Regions from separate parts of the Homo sapiens genome. Here region 1 is linked to region 2. Evidence: chromatin loops called from intact Hi-C (ENCODE). Cell type or tissue: thyroid gland. All regions are shown on one strand. Links, peaks and the distances in the headings refer to the core of each region. The heading gives the core; the rest is flanking DNA.

Region 1 (2,809 bases), core at 191-2,690, 53 kb before region 2:
CCAGCACATGAGGCTCATTTCTCAGTGGAATGGCCAGGGACAGCCCCAAGCCACAACAGACTCACCCCCACATACACACTAATACCTGTGGAGGGGAAGCCTGGTCTCCTCTGGCCCCTGGCACTCTCTATCCGGAGGCCCTGCTATCTAAGATGTGTTCTTAGTCACAGTGCTATGAACCTCGGACTTCTTGCAGGAGAACAGGGAGAAGAGGCCTCAGAACATTAGTTTGCAGCTGCAGCTCCCTCTCCTGCATGTTTTCATGAAGGAAAATACCGTTAGACATTAAACACCCAACGTTCAAAATCTTAGACACGAAGTTGGGAGAAAAGGGAATTAGTACTCATCAGATTTTTTGCTGAAAAATGAGAGATAGTTTTAGGGGGCGGGCCCAGTGGCTCACACATGTAATTCCAGCACTTTGGGAAGCCAAGGCAGGTGGATTGCTTGAGCTCAGGGGTTCAGCATCAGTCTGGGCAACATAGCAAAACCTGGCCTCTACAAAAAATTACAAAAAAAAATTAGCTGGACATGGTGGTGTGTGCTTGTAGTCCCAGCTCCTCAGGAGTCTGAGGTGGAAGGATCATTGAGCCTAGGAGGTCAAGGCTGCAGTGAGATATAATCAAGCTATGATCGTGCCACTGCACTCCAGCCTGGGTAACAGAGTGAGACCGTGTCTCAAAAAGAGAAAGAGAGAGAAAGGGAGAGTTTTAGGCTAATTTAAACAGAAAACATTTTTGAAAGATTATTTTATTGTTACAAGATGGACTGTGATTGATGTAAAAATACCAACAGACACAGTAAAAAGATATAATTCCTCTAAATATAACTAGAAGACACAAGAATTTCACAGCATGACCACAGCTGTACAATACAGGACGTTAGCCGTGTTCAGAGTCAAGTTCCTCCTGCCTTCGAGTGCCCAGGAAGCTGCCCTCCTGTCAACAGTACCCAGCCACAGGAATGAGAATCCTACTAGGTCCTCTGATAAGCTCATTTTGTCATTATTGCCTTTAATTCCCCAAGTGGCAATCCCCATCCTAAATGCTCTAGAAGGCTCGTTTCCATCCTGGCTAAAATATCCTGATGGGCTGACATGATCCAACCAACTGCAAACTGAGAAATAACGTCTCCAACTTGCCCTGCGCACATTTTCTCCCTCCTCTCAGGAGCCAATGTGAGCCAGTCCCGCACATTCCAGAGCAAATAGTGTCTGGACTGAATCGATGGCTACTTGTAGGCCTCTCCAGGATCCAACCATCCCACGTAGGTCTTCTCGAAGTGCTGTCCACTCAGAGAAGATCTGGCTGAGGAAACAGACACACAGAGGCCACGCAGCCAGAACCACAGCCCAAATCAGCCCATAGGAACAAGGTGGGGAGACCACCACTACTGCCCCCTGCTGGACACTGGGCAAACTCCTTCGCGGAACTCACAAGCCCTGTGTGTCCCGGCACCTGCTCTCTTCTCTGGCCCCATCTCCCATCACCATCCTCATCTGACAGTCCACACTACAGCCACCGAAACTTCTCTCAGTTCCCAGCCAATTACTCAGTCATTTTGGAGCCCTCTCCCCTTCCTATCCTCTCTCCGTCTATCCATCCACCCTTACACTAATTGAACTCAGCTCTCAGGCCCCAGTTGATGACTTCCTCCCTTAGGGCCAGGCACGGTGGCTTACACCTGTAATCCCAGCACTTTGGGAGGCCAAGGCAGGTGGATCACTTAAGCTCAAGAGTTCAAGACCAGCCTGGGCAACATGGTGAAACCCCGTTTCTATGAAAAATACACAAAGTAGCCAGATGTGGTGGTGCACACCTGTAGTCCCAGCTACTCAGGAGGCTGAGGTGGGAGGATCACTTGAGCCCAGGAGGTCAAGGCCACAGTAAGCCATGATCACACCACTGCACTCCAGCTTGGGTAACAGAGAGTGACCCTGTCTCAAAAAAAAGACTTCCTGGCCATGCGTGGTGGCTTGTGCCTGTAATCCCAACACTTTGGGAGGCCGAGGCAGGTGGATCACTTGAGGTCAGGAGTTTGAGACCACCCTGGCCAACATGGTGAAACCCCATCTCGACTAAAAATACAAAAAAAAAAAAAAGAAGAGTCGTCCGTGTTTGCACGCACCTGTAATCCCAGCTACGCAGGAGGCTGAGGCAGGAGAATCACTTGAACCTAAGAAGCAGAGGTTGCAGTGAGCCAAGATTGCGCCACTGCACTCCAGCCTGAGTGACAGAGTGAGACTCCATCTCAAAAATAAAAAAAAAAAATTAAATGTAAAAAGACTTTCTCAGTGTATGTGGTATATCCAAGACAATAGAATATCATTCCACCTTAAAAAGAAGGAAATCAGTTGGGCACAGTGCCTCACACCTGTAATCCCAGCACCTTGGGAGGCCGAGGCACGTGGATCACGTGAGGTTGGGAGTTCAAGGCCAGCCTGACCAACATGGAGAAACCCCATCTCTACTAAACATACAAAATTAGCCAGGCGTGGTGGTGCATGCCTGTAATCCCAACTACTCAGGAGGCTGAGGCAGGAGAATTGCTTGAAACCAGGAGGCGGAGGTGGCGGTGAGCCCAGATTGCACCTTTGCACTCCAGCCTGGGCAACAAGAGCAAAACTCCATCTCAAAAAAAAAAAAAAAAGGAAGGAAGGAAGAAAGGAAATCCTGTCACGTGCCACAACATGGATGAAACTTGAGGATATTATGAGGATATTATGCTAAGTGAAATAACCCAAGACTCCCCAAATCTGGGTGAGGATCCTCAGTAATTTGTCTCCATAGCGCTTACCACAGTGAATTGC
Region 2 (2,809 bases), core at 195-2,694:
GGAAGGAAGAGGAGGAAAGATTTCCTCATAATAGCCTTGCTGGCAACGCTCACCAGGGGATGGGAGGTGGGCACTGTGCCCAGGAGCCTTGGAGCAAAGGCTGTGCCCAACCTCTGAGCCCTGTCCCATCCAGGTTCTGGTCTCTGCGGGGGACAGAGATAAGAAGCCCTGGCTTTTGGAGCCAAAATCTAGGTCAGACTCCCTAGGCAGGAATTCTCAAAGTTTATCAGCAGAACACGTTGAGGCAGAAGACCCTTTCTGCTCCAGCCCTTCTTCCCAGGCTCAACCTTCATCAGAATAGATAGGGGAAAGGAGAGGCTGTGAGGCGTTCTTAAAACAGAAGCAAATTCTGACTCAGACCGGAATAAACAACCGTCCTAGTATAAACCCTACAGCTGGGCTGGGCCAGACCACGGAGCATGGGCTGGTGGTGGGGCGAGGGTGTGCTCAGTGTCCCTGGGCCACTCAAGGCTGTCTGGGTATCAGCCCTGCGCCATCGAGGACCCCCTCCGGCCCTCTCTCGGCCGTGCGCCCTTTCCCTGCGCCATCGAGGACCCCCTCCAGCCCTCTCTCGGCCGTGCGCCCTTTCCCGCCCTTCCCAGCCTGCAGAAATCCGTGGATGCGCTATTCACACGGGAATGCCTGTGCTCGTTCCGCGAGAGGGTTGCATTCCGCCTTTTCTCTGGTATTCTCGGCGTTCAAGCATTTGAACGGGGTAGGAAAGGTTCTCCAAGTGCAAGAAAGCGCAGCCCTGAGCCTCCCACCCCAGGCCTCGGCCGCTGCGCTAGTGCGTCCGGCGGTCCCGCCCGGCAGTAGGACAGAGGGAGCGAGGGAGTCCGGGAGGAAGGGAGAGCGGGTGCGGCCAGTCTGACGGTTGCTGTGTTTGCAGATCACCAGCGCCGCGGACTCGGAGGCCATCACGTTTCAGAAGCTGGTGAAGGGGCACGCGTACTCGGTCACCGGAGCCGAGGAGGTAACGGCCGGCGCGGATGTGCAGGGGTCCTGCTGTCCTGACACGATGGCCACAGGCACAGTTTGTGGTGATGCCCAGGGGCCCGCGCGGCCCCACGGTGGTCCAGTTTACACTCGGGCCCCGCACTCCTGAAGTTCCGCGCGGGAGGAGAAGGGCGTCCCTTTCGCAGCTCGGGCGCCGGGTGCGCCGCGCTGCCACCTGGTGGCCGCAGTGGCCGGCGCCAGGGGCCCTGGTTTTACTTGTTTTAGATGTTACCCTGTTTTACAGTTACAACCTTACTATTTTGATAAGCTAAAAATAATAAAACAATGCATCTTCATAGTGTTTTATACTCTATAAGGTGCTTTCTCTTTTGATCTCGTAAAAGTATTCGTGCCCATGTTCAAATCTGACTGCCTCTTACCAGCTGTGTGGCCTGGGCCAATTACTGGAACTCTCTGTCCCTTAGTTTCCTCATTTAAAAAATGGAAATAATGATAATATCCATTGGAAGGTCGTGGCGATTCAATCAAGTTAATATATGTAAAGTGCTCAGAGGTGACTCACACATCATATATAAGGAGGTAGCTGTCCTTGCTGTTGTGATCACTGTTGTTATTGAAAATATTATGGGCTGACATGGTGGCTCACACCTGAAATCCCAACACTTTGGGAGACCGAGGTGGGAGGATCACTCGAGCCTAGGAGTTCAAGACCAGCCTGGGCAACGTAGCAAGAACCTGTCTCTACAAAAAAAAGTTAGCTGGGCATGGTGGCATGCCACTGTCGTCCCAGCTACTCGGGAGGCTGAGGTGGGAGGATCACTTGAGCCCAGGAGGTCGAGGCTGTAGTGAGCCATGATCATGCCATTGCACCCCAGCCTCAGCGACAAAGTAAGACCATGTCTCAAAAAAAAAATTATCAAGCAACTCAAGTTCACTGTTAATTACAGAACCCAGTCTAGACCGCAGATCTTCTGCATGTCCAGTGTTCTTTTTTTAACCTTGATTTTTTTAACTACCCCCTCACACACACACGTCTTTTTATTTGAAAATTTTCACGTATACAGAAAAGTTGAAAGACTAACATAATAACTATCCAATTGCCACTCCCCTAGATTCACCGATTGCTAACATTTGCCATGTCTGCTTTATCTATGTGTGCACTTTTTTTGAGCCATATGAAAGTAAGTTGCAGACGTTATGACACTTCCCTCCTCAATACTTCAGCATTTATTCCCTATGAATAAGGACATTCTGTTACATAATTCCTCTACTGTTGCCACACCTAAGAAAATAACATTAATTCAGTAGTGTCATCTATTATAAAGTCTATACTAACATTTTCCCAGTTGCCCAAAATGTCCTTTCTGGCGACCCACCCCAACCCCATCCAGGACTCAATCCAGATTCACTCACTGCATGTGCCTGTTATCACCAGTGATCTTTCAACAAATGGTAAAGCTTCTCTGAGCTCCTTTACCAAAAGCGCATCCTGTCAGTTAAGCTGAAGTTCAGAGATGAAGCACCAACAGCCCCATCCTCGAGAGCCGGATCCTGGGAGCTTTAAATCTCATTTTCCAAAGCTAGGCAGCAGTGAGAGGTCTGGGTGCCAAGCCCCCTCTAGCTCTTGTGATCCTCCCTCATACATGGACTCAACCCCCAAATCCTCCCCACCGTCCTCAGCCCCATACCTCCTGGCTCATGCGGAAGGGGGTTGGAGGCCCAAGCCTTCATAGCCCTGACTTGAACTCAACCTCTTACTCCTCCCTTTTATCTAATCCTGCAGGTTGAAAGTAACGGAAGCCTACAGAAACTGATCCGCATCCGAAATCCCTGGGGAGAAGTGGAGTGGACA

What was found. A loop is a pair of places that touch in the nucleus more often than their neighbours do. Peaks named below come from ENCODE experiments on the same cell type or tissue, not always from the same donor. Only the 100,000 strongest peaks of a DNase experiment are listed, where the experiment ranks them.
Region 1: it touches region 2 in a loop (2.7-fold over the local background); 76 of 110 quality-filtered maps call a loop at or near these places.

Annotation. Positions count from the first base shown.
Region 1 is chr1:223,695,212-223,698,020 of GRCh38, forward strand. The region is part of intron 1 of LOC105373281 (a long non-coding RNA gene); the gene reads right to left. Among named protein-coding and RNA genes, the nearest start is that of CAPN2, 16 kb to the right of the region's middle. In thyroid gland, for the core only: a CTCF peak has its summit at 1,392 (motif pointing left); no DNase peak of the experiment used is centred there.
Region 2 is chr1:223,748,150-223,750,958 of GRCh38, forward strand. It overlaps CAPN2 (calpain 2), which reads left to right. Exons shown (of 21, transcript NM_001748.5): 6 at 890-973; 7 at 2,741-2,809. Among named protein-coding and RNA genes, the nearest start is that of CAPN2, 37 kb to the left of the region's middle. RefSeq lists a silencer at 1-252. In thyroid gland, for the core only: a CTCF peak has its summit at 1,179 (motif pointing left); a DNase peak (open chromatin) is centred at 1,062; H3K4me3 peaks cover 520 bases; H3K27ac peaks cover 970 bases.